Linked DNA regions of Homo sapiens: region 1 is linked to region 2. The links are chromatin contacts, found by Hi-C in ENCODE. All regions are on one chromosome and are shown on one strand. The core of a region is the stretch at or near the end of the contact, and the rest is flanking DNA. Distances in the headings are between cores, read along the strand shown. Region 1 has its middle 80 kb from the start of RNF38. Region 2 holds the start of CHMP5 (charged multivesicular body protein 5).

Region 1 (6,615 bases), core at 3,030-5,529, 3.2 Mb before region 2:
TGTTAACAAATCTGAGGCTTTCTGATAGTGAAATTTGTGAAGTGCCTGTTTGTCTTTGTTAAGGTTCCTCTATCTGGAAACCCACTTTGGAGGTGCAGCATTGCCCAGGTACGCTTTTCTTTTTTTTTGAGACAGAGTTTCGCTCTTGTTGCCCAGGCTGGAGTGCAGTGGCGCAATCTCGGCTCACTGCAGCCTCCACCTCCCAGGTTCAAGCGATTCTCCTGCCTCAGCCTCTCGAGTAGCTGGGATTACAGGTGCCTGCCACCATGCCCGGATAATTTTCATATTTTTAGTAGAGACGGGGTTTCACCATGTTGGCCAGGCTGGTCTCAAACTCCTGACCTCTGTGATCAGCCTGCCTCGGCCTTCCAAAGTGTTGGGATTACACGCGTGAACAGCCGTGCCTGGCCGGTACACTTCTTAACGGTGCTGCTGTGTAGGACCATAGAGATTGCACCCAGCAAAAGGATACCTGTTTCAGGTGGCAAGTGAGGGTGGAAATCTATTCTGTACTCCACTTACCAAGATGAGTACCTGGTGTGGAACTGTGTGCACTCAGAGAAGGGGCACCTTTTCTAATCCACGCAAAGGTGATCTGTGATCTAGCACTGCTCTGCAGCTTTGGAACTGTCAGTCCAGCTGTAACTAACAGTTTCATCCATATGCATTGTGGGCTTTACCATGAGGTCTGGGTTAGTGCTTGCCCTAGGGGCTTCAAGAGTTCTCCATGTGAACTTTTCATGGGAAGGGGCTTTTCATCACCATGCTCAGCTGAACCAAAGAGCACAGCTTAAAATAGTAAACTTTGTTATGAGGCTGGAGAAATATGTACAGAATAAGCTATTTAGAAAATACCACTGTCAGCCTGGCGCAGTGGCTCACGCTTATAATCCCAGCACTTTGGGAGGCCGAGGTGGGTGGATCACCTGAGGTCAGGAGTTCAAGACCAGCCTGGCCAACATGGTGAAACCCCGTCTCTACTAACAATAGAAAAATTAGCTGGGCATGGTGGCGCATGCCTGTAATCCCAGCTACTTTGGAGGCTGAGGCAGGAGAATCGCTTGAACCCGGGAGGTGGAGGTTGCAGTGAGCTGAGATCACGCCACTGCACTCCAGCCTGGGCAACAGAGTGAGACTCTGTCTCAAAAAAAAAAAAAAAAAGGTCTGGGCACAGTGGCTCACACCTGTAATCCCAGCACTTTGGGAGGCCGAGGTGGGCGGATCACCTGAGGTCAGGAGTTCGAGACCAGCCTGGCCAACGTGGAGAAAGCCTGTTTCTACTAAAAATACAAAATTAGCCAGGCGTGGTGGCACATGCCTATAATCCCAGCTACTTGGGAGGCTGAGGCAGGAGAATCGCTTGAACCCAGGAGGCAGAGGTTGCTGTAAGCTGAGATTGCACCATTGCACTCCAGCCTGGGCAACAAGAGCGAAACTTCGTCTCAAAAAAAAAAAAAAAAAAAAAAGACAAAAGTATCTGGTAAATGGAGGAGAGAAAGTATAGTACCTATGTGCCACATTTGCGCTTGTCTTCTTACAGTGCTCACTTGAAGGGGTAAATGCAGTTATTTTTCTCTTCCTATTTCCCCCTGCACTAGCATTCCTGAAGACCTGAGGCTTTTTAGCTAATTTTGAAAATATTTACCCATTTGTATTTTCCATTAAGTGGTTGTTTACGCTTCCTGCTGTTTCATTTTTTCTTGGAGAGAGAGGAGGGGGGAGTACAAACCAAGGACAAGACCGGACTTCCTACTGCTTTTGGAAATAATGGCAGAGTTTTTCAGGACAGTTGTCGTGGATGAATGCTGTTCTGGGGGCTCAAGGGAAAGATACATTTGAAGTGGTTTCTGTTGTCTTTTTTATTATTATTTTTAAACATGATTGAGGGTGGTGGGATAGGAAGTTTCAATTTGCTTATGCTGCTGTCTTGGAGTAATTTTTTGAAAGAAATTATATGTTAAAAAACTAAAGATGTTTAACAAAAGTGGTCTTTTGCCCACAGAAGGGAAATAAACAATTCTTACCTGCAGGCCTTACCCAGACTGGTTTCAGTTTTTTTCCTGTTCTACTTAAATGGATATTAGCGCTGTTCTTGGGACTGCTGAGAACAGTTAACTGCAGTGATGTTGGACAGGTGGAAGAGTAGAATGATGGGAGTATATTGGGGTTTATCAATAGTTACGCTATCAAAAGCTATCACTAGCTGGTGTGGTGGCTCATGCCTGTAATCCCAGCACTTTGGGAGGTCGAGGCGGGTGGATCACCTGAGCTCAGGAGTTTGAGACCAGCCTGACCAACATGGTGAAACCCTGCCTCTACTAAAAATACAAAAATTAGCTGGGCGTGGTGGCACGCACGTGTAATCTCAGCTACTTGAGAGGCTGAAGCAGGAGAATCGCTTGAACCCAGGAGGCGGAGGTTGCAATGAGCCGAGATTGCACCATTGCACTCCAGCCTGGGTGACAGAGCAAGACTCTGTCTCAAAAAAAAAAAAAAAAGAAAGAGAAGAAAAAAAGCTATCACTGCATTTTCTGCTTTTGTGGTAAAATATGTATAGAAATAAGAGAGTGAGATATTGTGAGTTTTGGTGTATATACTGATCCTTTGACTTTGTTGAGAAATGTAGGGAAGTAGTAGTAAGAGGACCAAATATATACATGGAAGGGGCCGGGCGTGGCGGCTCACCCCTGTAATCCCAGCACTTTGGGAGGCCAAGGCGGGTGGATAACTTGAGCTCGAGTTTGAGACCAGCCTGGGCAACATGGTGAAACCCTGTCTTTACTAAAAATACAAAAATTAGCTGGGTGTGGTGGCACTTGCCTGTAATTTCAGCTGCTTGAGAGGCTGAGGCACGAGAATCGCTTGAGCCTGGGAGGCGGAGATTGCAGTGAGTTGAGATGGTGCCACTGCCCTCCAGCCTGGGGAACAGAGTGAGACCCTGTCTCAAAAAAAAAAAAAAAAAAAAAGAAAAAGAAAAAAACTGTATACATAGAATAGCAAGCAGTTAGGTAGTAGGACAATTTGTAGTGCTTTTGGGATGTTCTTGGAGTTGAAAAGTTGGCTGTCCATTCTGCTTCTGCACCTTGGATTTTAGTGGCTGCAGATGCTGCATGCTGACCTTCTGTTGAAATTTGTTTTATTGTCAGAGAACTAAAAAGTGAGCAGTTTCTCAGACTAAACAGAAGTAGAGTAGGCAGAAAGTAAAACAGGTATTCATTTAATAATCACATTTACAGGGCCAGTCGCAGTGGCTCACGTCTGTAATCTCAGCACTTTGGGAGGCTGAGGTAGGTGGATCACTTGAGCTCAAGAGTTTGAGACCAGCCTGAGCAACATGGTGAAACTCTGTCTCTACTAAAAATACAAAACTTAGCTGGGTGTGGTGGTGTGAACCTGTAGGCCCAGCTACTCGGGAGGCTGAGACAGGAGAATCACTTGAACCTGGGAGGTGTAGCTTGCAGTAAGCCGAAATCACGCCACTGCACTCCAGCCTGGGCGACAGAGTGAGACTCCATCTCAAAAAAATAAAAAAATAAAAATTCACATTTACAGATAGAGAAAAGTTGGAACTCATACTTAAAGAGACAGGGTCTTGCTATGTTGCCCATGGTGGTCTTGAACTCCTGAGCTCAAGTAATCCTCCTGCCTTGACTTCCCTAAGTGCTAGGATTACTACAGGAATGAGCCACTATGCCCGGCTGGGACTCATAATTAATAAAAAGTATTTTTCATTTGGCTTTTGTGCTATCTTATTAAAACTTTTTTTTTTATAGATTTGTCTTCCTATGTAGATTTTTATTGCCACCTCAATACATCTTTGAGCATCTACTGAGTGCCAGTAATGCCAATACCAACCACTGGTTAATTAGGATGATAGCTTTTGTTGTCAAAACTTCCTCACTTAAGGTCTTGAGAATCGCATAGAGGGGTGCAATTCAAGACAGTTATTGCTTGCTTTTCTCCCAAATTTCTTGCTTCCTTCTGCTCCCTGGTCTTCTGGGCATGGTGATTGTGCCCATCTGCCAAGATAAGCCCTGCTTCTCTCCACCCCCACATGGGAGGAGATGCAGAAGCTCAACAGAACCCTGGCTGGTCATTACAAGTAAATTCCCACAAACGATATTGAACTAGAACTGAGGGCCACCATAGTGGCTCCAGTTCCTCTTCCTCTGTTGCTACCACCCACTCTTTTCTGTGGAGCCTGGAGGGCACCCTCCCTCCACCATTATACAAAGAAGCTTTGTGCTCTGAGGATGTTCTAAAGGCGGGATTGCTGTAATTATAATTCCCTAGGCACAACCAAGTAGTGGGGGCAGGCGGGGTAAAGATGGTATCCAAGTACTTGTTGGTAGGGAGAAGTCAGGCAGGGATTAAAAATCATCTGGAGACAGTACCAAAAGTGGATAATGGAGCGTTGTTGTTAATAGTGACAGGAACGTGTTTAAGTGAATACATTTCAGAGTTTTAAATTATAATACTTGCAGCTTTAAAAAAGGACAAGACTGAGCTTGGAACCTTTCTCTTTAAGTCTGAAATTGTAACTTAAAAGTACTTTAGAGGAAAATATATAGAAATCTGGGTCTACTTTGCCTTATGTTTGTGTTACCAGAATGATTGATTGCCCACAAAAGCCGAATACATAACTTGCTTACTCTCCCAGGGATGCGCCCACTAATCTTTTTTTTTTTTTTTTTTTTGAGACAGCGTTTCACTCTTGTTGCCCAGGCTGGAGTGCAGTGGCGCCATCTCGGCTCACCGCAACCTCCGCCTTCTGGGTTCAAGCCATTCTCCTGCCTTAGCCTCCCGAGTAGCTGGAATTACAGGCATGAGCCACCACGCCTGGCTAATTTTGTATTTTTAGTAGCGACGGGGTTTCTTCATGTTGGTCAGGCTGGTCTCGAACTCCTGACCTCAGATGATCTACCCTCCTCGGCCTCCCAGAGTGCTGGGATTACAAGTATGAGCCACCGTGCCCGGCCAATCTTTTTTTTTTTTTTTTTAAATACTTACATTTTTGCGAAGTGATTTCTCCCTATTGCTACCAGAAAAAAAATCAGTTTATCTGGGGATGTATGCTTAATAAACGCTCTCTTTTTTTTTTTTTTTTTTTTGAGACGGAGTCTCGCTCTCTCCCCCAGGCTGGAGTGCAGTGGCGTGATCTCGGCTCACTGCAAGCTCCGCCTCCCAGGTTCACGCCATTCTCCTGCCTCAGCCTCCCGAGTAGCTGGGACTACAGATGCCCGCTACCACGCCCGGGTAATTTTTTGTATTTTTAGTAGAGATGGGGTTTCACCATGTTAGCCAGAATGGTCTCAGCCTCCCAAAGTGCTGGGATTACAGGCGTGAGCTACCACGCCTGGTAATAAACACTTATATCAACCATTCTACGTCATGATGTGCTTCTAAGAAGTCTTGTTGGCAATCTTTTAGTGAAAATTTTCTTCTTAATATGTTAATTATTACTGTATTACTTGGTATCTCAAACTGCTGTTTTCTGTTTGTTTGTTTTTTGTTTTTTGAGACAAGGTCTTGCTTTGTTGCCCACTCTGGAGTGCAGTGGCAGTGGTAATCATAGCTCACTGCAGCTTCCATCTCCCAGGCTCAAGCAGTCCTTCCACCTCAGCCTCCTGAGTAGCTGGGACAATGAGTGTGACAACTACGCTATCCTTTTTTCTTTCTTTTTTTTTTTTTTTGAGACAGAGTCTCCCTCTGTCGCCCAGGCTGGAGTGCGGTGGTGCGATCTCAGCTCACTGCAAGCTCCACCTCCCAGGTTCACGCCATTCTCCTGCCTCAGCCTCCCTGTAGCTGGGACTACAGGCGCCCCCCACCACGCCCGGCTAATTTTTTGTATTTTTTAGTAGGGATGGGGGTTTCACCATGTTAGCCAGGTTGGTCTCGATCTCCTGACCTCGTGATCCGCCTGCCTCAGCCTCCCAAAGTGTTGGGATTACAGGTGTGAGCCACAGTACCCGGCCAACTACACTAACCTTTTAAACTTTTTTGTGACATGGAGGTTTCACAATGTTGCCTAGGCTGGTCTCGAACTCCTGGGCTCAAGTGATCCTCCCACCTTGGCCTCCTAAAGTGCTGGGATTATAGGCATGAGTGACCATGCCCAGCCTGTTTTGTTGTTGTATTTTGTAAGAAATGCACCAAAGAGTTGATTGCAAGGTAATCTTTTTTTTTTTTTTTCCAGACGAGTCTTGCTCTGTCACCCAGGCTGGAGTGCAGTGGTGTGATCTTGGCTCACTGCAACCTCTGCCTCCCAGGTTCAAGCAGTTCTCTGCCTCAGCCTCCCGAGTGGCTGGAATTACAGGCGCCCACCACCACGCCCGGCTAATTTTTTTGTATTTTTAGTAGAGATGGGGTTTCACCATCTTGACCAGGCTGGTCTTGAACTCCTGACCTTGTGATCCACCTGCCTCAGCCCCCCAAAGTGCTGGGATTACAGGCGTGATCCATCGCGCCTGGCCAATAATCTTTAGACTTTAAGACTGTAAACTTCAGGAGTCCATTCTCAGGATAAGGGTGGCCCTTTTTGTTGCTGTAATTAGCATTTACGTCTATGGTGTACAGGTAGATAGTGTGTACTCCATGGAAACCTATGGCTACTGT
Region 2 (6,306 bases), core at 1,131-3,630:
GAAAACCTTTTTATCAACCTTATCTTTCCTCTTTCTGTTGTTTCTTCATGCACAGTCATCCTGTTAGCTGATTTCAGAACTCACTTTCAAACTGATTCTTTGGTTTCCTACCACCATGGTTTGGGCTTTCATTGTCTCAAATCTAAATGGGCTTTCCTACCTCTGGTTGCTCTTCATTCCACACCATCCACTAAGATGGCTGGGAAAAGCCTTCCTTTTCTATAGAATTCTGTAGATCATTTTATTTGTCTTCTCCAGTGAGGAAGGAAAAACAGGTATTATTACTTCACAGATGATCATAACTCATATTTACTGAGTACTACTTTATCCTAGACATAGTGGTACACAGGTCACATCAATTACCTCATTTAATCCTCATACTGTAAGGTGGGTATTATCTCTGTTTTACAGATGGGGAAAGAGAGGTTCAGTGATACCCAGGCTCACATGGTTAATAAGTTATGGATCTGGAAAAAACAAGGTAGTTCTATATCCACAGTCCATGTGCTTAAACACAGTATTTTATGTTTCTACCTAACAGGAGTGGAAAATAAGTGACTTTATCAAGGTCACAACTAGAAGGCAGTGACAGTGTATTAGAACACTGGTCCCAGATGCCTAGTTCAGTTTTTCCCAGCAGGCCACTCCTTAAGCAGTCTAATATACCAACCTAACCTGACCAGCTTAGCAAGTCATTGATCTTGAGCACAGCCTAGTCTTCCTCTCCAGATTACCACCTTCTCAGTATAATATGCTAATTCTCATGTACATGCTTTTAGACGTGTGACCAGCATCTCTTTCCACCAGATCAATCCCCAGCCTCCCTTCCATATTTGATTGCAAACTCTCCTCCCTAAAGGATACACCCTCACATGTTTTCTCCTTACCAGACTGTAAGCATCTCTTCTGTAGGGATGCTCACAGCCCCTGCACTAGGTCCTATTTCACTTATTTTTTGAGACGGAGTCTCACACTGTCACTTGGGCTAGAGTGCTATGGTGTGGTCTCTGCTCACTGCAACCTCCGCCTCCCAGGTTCAAGCGATTCTCCTGCCTCAGCCTCCTGAGTAGCTGGGATTACAGGCGCCTGCCACCATGCCCAGCTAAGTTTTTGTATTTTCAGTAGAGACAGGGTTTCGCTATGTTGGCCAGGCTAGTCTCAAATGCCTGACCTCGTGATCCACCCGCCTCAGCCTCCCAAAGTGCTGGGATTACATGCATGAGCCACTGCGCCCAGCCGAACTAGGCCCTATTTCTATAGGTGCTAAAACTAGGCTCTGCCAGCACCTTGTGCAGCAGTTGCTGCCCACCTTACCTTTGCAGGACCCTCTCTCATCTTCTTGATCTGATCCTTATACTTCACTAGCTCAGCATCCAATCGAGAAATCTTCTTGTCAATGGATTCTGCTCTACTGTCCACCTTAGGGGAAAATATCAAATGCACTGGTAGTTACTGCAATACACTTATTCCAGAAGGGGCAGGTAGAGAGGAAGGAATACAGAGGAAGAAAAGAGGAGCTTAAGGGGAAGGGTGAAAAACAGTGGTTCACAAAGAAGGGTATTCCCAACCAGAAACCCTGGGCTTTATAAATTATTCTCTTACCCCCCGCCACACTGCCCCGATTCTGATATACCAGGTAGCCTTCAAGTGGGTTGGGGCAGAAAATAATTTGAGAATCACTGAGTTGAGTTGGAATTTCCCTAGAATCAGAGACTAGCCAGGCTGAGAGTTCCTCCAAGAGGCACATGAAATGGGCCAGTGCCAAGTGAAACCAGCTGATTGTAGATCTAATGCCATTCCCTAAATCGGGGATGGTGGCTTAATCTGAGGGGCTAGGGTTCTGAGTTTTGTGTTACTGAGATCCAGGACGAAGGCACAGATATGTTGACCTAGGATATCAAGCTGAGTCCTGATGTGGACTGGGGATGACAGATGGAAGAAGGGTAAGGGATCAGGCAGGATGAGGTGGGAAGGGTGTATGGGCCTAGGGCTGGGTGAGGTGAGAGGATCAAGGCGAGAGCGAGTGGACGGGCAATGGGCATCAAAACGGGTTGGGTGCTGGCAGGGCAAGGCAGTGATGGGGTTAGGGGTTCCCTGGTTTGTGGCGTTAGGAATGACTTGGGTAACAGGGATGAAGGGGAGAAGGTGAGATAGAGAGGGACGACGTGTAAGGGGCCCAGGACCCGAAATGAAGTGGAAGAATATGGGCCCGGGGCTGGGGGTGGGCGGGGTCGGGTGTGTCAGAGGTCCTGAGCCTACTTATGCATGATCAAATGCCCACCGTGCCAATGCAGTCAGTCAGGCTGGGCGGCGGAGCCTTGGGTTTCGCTTTCCCGAAGAGTCGGTTCATCTTGAGCAGCCGCGAAGAAACCCAAACACTAGAGCAAAACCAGAAACGGAAGCAGAGTCACTCCCGCCTCGACTTCCGGCCCCTCCGTGCGCAAGCGCAATATGCCTCCTGGCGTTTCCCGATTCTTTTTCCGGATTTTCAGCCGGGTCTTCCGGGGATGGAGAGCAAAAGGACTTGGTGCTCTCGGAGAGAGCCTGCAGGGGGCGGGGTGTTGGTAGAAGGAGTGGGAGGGGTTTTACTGTAGCAAGGCGGGGCCTCAGTTGAGTGGGTGGGGCCTGGAGGCAACTAACGCGGCATAGGGCGAGGGCGGGGCCGGCAGGCCGGGGCGGGGCTGGGAAGTAGTCGGGCGGGGTTGTGAGACGCCGCGCTCAGCTTCCATCGCTGGGCGGTCAACAAGTGCGGGCCTGGCTCAGCGCGGGGGGGCGCGGAGACCGCGAGGCGACCGGGAGCGGCTGGGTTCCCGGCTGCGCGCCCTTCGGCCAGGCCGGGAGCCGCGCCAGTCGGAGCCCCCGGCCCAGCGTGGTCCGCCTCCCTCTGGGCGTCCACCTGCCCGGAGTACTGCCAGCGGGCATGACCGACCCACCAGGGGCGCCGCCGCCGGCGCTCGCAGGCCGCGGATGAAGAAGAAAACCCGGCGCCGCTCGACCCGGAGCGAGGAGTTGACCCGGAGCGAGGAGTTGACCCTGAGTGAGGAAGCGACCTGGAGTGAAGAGGCGACCCAGAGTGAGGAGGCGACCCAGGGCGAAGAGATGAATCGGAGCCAGGAGGTGACCCGGGACGAGGAGTCGACCCGGAGCGAGGAGGTGACCAGGGAGGAAATGGCGGCAGCTGGGCTCACCGTGACTGTCACCCACAGTGAGTGTCGGGCGCCAGGTGGGCTCCATGCAGGTCCCGAAAGCCCGGCGGGGTCTGTGGGTTTAGTCACGTGTCCTCCAGAAGCGTGTGACCTTGCGCTTGTCCTGGCGTCCGGAAGCGTGGGTTATTGGTTGTGTCCGTGGAACTGTCTTTTGTCCCGGGCTTGTGTCTGTACACTTTTCCATGTGGCCGGTGTATTTTGTCTCTGGTCATTTGTGCGATCCTGGGTGTTTGAGCTTCTCCGTGCTTTACGTCGTGGGCCTGGTTGTGTTTGTGTGCCCGCGCAGTTATTGTGCCCTTTGTGTCAGGCATATATTGGGCCATGTGGTCTACGACTGCTCCGTGTGTGATAAGTCAGAACTTCGTGCATGCCGGGGTGCTCCTCGTGTGCTGAGTGCCTTCTCCGTGTGCGCCGCTTGAGTTGGCCGTGGGTCCAAGCGTTGTACTCTGGGCACCCTTTGGGTCTGCCTACTGTTGGAGTTGACACACCACCAAATGAAGTCAGTACACCGGAGAGCTGAGTCCATGAGGTTTCTCTAGAACCAGCTAGGGGAGGCCCAAGGGTCTGGGAATCTGGAGACCTGGATTCTAGATCCTGCGGTTTTGAGTGACCTTGGGATGGACGGCTTCTTCTAAGAATCCGGTTTCTCCTCTGTGAAGTAGATTTGGTAACCCTGGCTCCTGCTGACCTCACGGAGCTGTTGGGGGAACCAAACCTTGGTGTAATGTACTGTACACAGGCTCCCTCCTTGCTGTCCGCATCCCTGGAAAAGAATTGGCGTCTCTTCTTCAGAAAGAAAGGCTCTGCTGTTCGTATGCATTTGTCTGTTTACTTAGCACAAATCATGGATGCACTCAAGTGTGTTCAGTGGGAGAGACTTGGAGGAAAACAGTCACTTGCCCATTACAGCAAGCGAGACGAGACCAATACAATACAGGGTACAGGGCAGTCAAGCCACAGGAAGCAGATGGCTTGTGATGAAAAAGGTGGGCTTGGGAATCAGCTAGATCTGATATCAACTTCTGATTCCAACAGTTGAGTCTCCATAGGCAGTCCTTAACTTGCCTGAAGTCACAGTTTGCTCATCTGTGAAATAAGAAGTAATAGGTAGATCTACTTCGTGGGGTTTATCTGAGGATTAAATTAGATTATGCATGAAATGCTTAAAATGTTAGCAGATATCATTCATATTGTTAGTTATTATAATAGAGGAAACAGAGATACTTGAGGAGGTCACCAGAGGAAAGCTGGGTGGCATGGGGGCAGGCTCTGTGGAGTAGGTGGCATATGAGCTGGGCCTTGAAGGCTGGGTAAATAAATGTGATAAAGTGTCATCCTATATTGGTGTATGTGAAAGAATCATATTCGTCAAATGCTTTTCTTTCTCCCCAGGCAATGAGAAGCACGACCTTCATGTTACCTCCCAGCAGGGCAGCAGTGAACCAGTTGTCCAAGACCTGGCCCAGGTTGTTGAAGAGGTCATAGGGGTTCCACAGTCTTTTCAGAAACTCATATTTAAGGGTAAGCATTTCTTTTTCTTTCTTTCTTTTTCTTTTTTTTTTTTTGAGACGAAGTTTCACTCTTGTCGCCCAGGCTGGAGTGCAATGGCACGATCTAGGCTCACTGCAACCTCCGCCTCCCGGATTCAAGTGATTCTCCTGCCTCAGCCTCTCAAGTAGCTGGGATTACAGGTGCATACCACCATGCCCGGCTAATTTTTGTATTTTTAGTAGAGACAGGGTTTCACCATGTTGGCCAGGCTGGTCTCGAACTCCTGATCTCAGGTGATCCACCCGCCTCGGCCTCCCAAAGTGCTGGGATTACAGGTGTGAGCCACTGCACCTGGCCAAGGGTAAGCATTTCTTTTCCGGCTTTTCCTTATGGCCAAAGGACAGTTTTAAAACTGCTGAACTTTTCCTAATAGTCACTCTGTTTTCAAACTGGGACAATTTTTATTTATTTGTTTATTCATTCAGTTCTTCAACAGATATTTATTGAGGACCTGCTAGGTATTGGACACTCTCAAACACCTGGACAGGTGTCAGATTTGAAGTCTTATGATGATGGCAGAAATCTCACCATTTTCGATGAAGCTCATGGGCAGTCTTCCCTCGCTAGGTTAGATCATCTTCCCATTATATGTTACCATGGTACTCCCTGCTATTTTTGCATCACTTCTATGAAATTACTATTAAATAATCATTTTCTTAGTTGCTTAACATCTGATTTCTCTGTTAAAATAACAGCCTCCGTGAGGGTGGAGATACTGCTGTGTTTCCAGTGCCTCCCATTGTTCTGACTCAAAGGAGGTTTTGAGCAAACTTACCTGAGGCCTGGATGTGGCGGGCTCAGTGGATGCATGATGCTCATTTCTGCCAGGACCCACACCCTCCTGGCCCCTGCCCTCTGTCTTCCCACCCCCCTGAGAATCTATCATTCTGGTATCCACTGGGGAAAGACTTACCCCATTGGGTGTCAGTCATTATAAAGAATTTAGTAATAGGAGGCATTTTTATTTATATTTCATAGTGTAACATATTGTCTTTAATTTTTAAAAATATTTTATTTCTGAATTATAAAGACAATAGAAATTCATGTTTCAAAATAGAGGAATGCATGAAAAAGAAAATGTTCCCCTGGATAAAACCCCTCATAATAACACTGTGTCATCAGCATTCATTGTGGTATTGGGGTTTCCTGCAAAAAATGAGCTTTAATGGCTACTGTAGACCTTAATGCCTACTGAAGACTTTAAAGTCTTCTGTAGTGTGGTTCGTTGGTCCCTGATTCCTGAATATTTGGCTCTTTCCAGTTTCTCACTATTATGAAAAGGTTGCACTGAATATTATCGTATAGTAGTTACTGTGGAGTCGCATGTCCAATTATTTGTTTAGGATAAATATCTGGAAATGAAATTACTGGGTCATGACACCCTCTAAAAAGATACCAGTTCTCATTAGTGAACACACTTGTCTATTTCCTGTATCCTGCTGAAATTTATTTTCAGTGTTGTACAATTATTACAACTTGGCCTACCTTTCTCCTCTTTTTAGGAAAATCTCTGAAGGAAATGGAAACACCGTTGTCAGCACTTGGAATA

The links. A loop is a pair of places that touch in the nucleus more often than their neighbours do. Pooled maps may share reads with other maps.
Region 1: a loop to region 2 is called in a map with no recorded cell type, with 9 times the contacts of the local background. The contact joins the enhancer-like site here to the promoter of CHMP5 in region 2. A Hi-C loop is called at or near these places in 1 of 168 maps with a recorded cell type or tissue (naive thymus-derived CD4-positive, alpha-beta T cell), 1 of 37 single-sample maps with no recorded cell type and 8 of 50 pooled maps.

The regions. Positions count from the first base shown.
Region 1 is chr9:36,476,900-36,483,514 of GRCh38, reverse strand. It overlaps a transcript of RNF38 not described here. Among named protein-coding and RNA genes, the nearest start is that of RNF38, 80 kb to the right of the region's middle. RefSeq lists a silencer at 768-947. Within about 2 kb of position 4,279, at least 2 of the 41 ENCODE cell types and tissues checked have a DNase peak (open chromatin) inside an H3K27ac peak, as active enhancers do.
Region 2 is chr9:33,261,123-33,267,428 of GRCh38, reverse strand. CHMP5 (charged multivesicular body protein 5) reads right to left here and starts at 2,380. Exons shown (of 8, transcript NM_016410.6): 1 at 2,282-2,380; 2 at 1,315-1,419. The coding sequence starts at 2,350. BAG1 (BAG cochaperone 1) reads left to right here and starts at 2,721. Exons shown (of 7, transcript NM_004323.6): 1 at 2,721-3,205; 2 at 4,599-4,727; 3 at 6,260-6,306. The coding sequence starts at 2,755. RefSeq lists enhancers at 2,173-2,412, 2,943-3,532, 3,663-3,712 and a silencer at 2,593-2,912.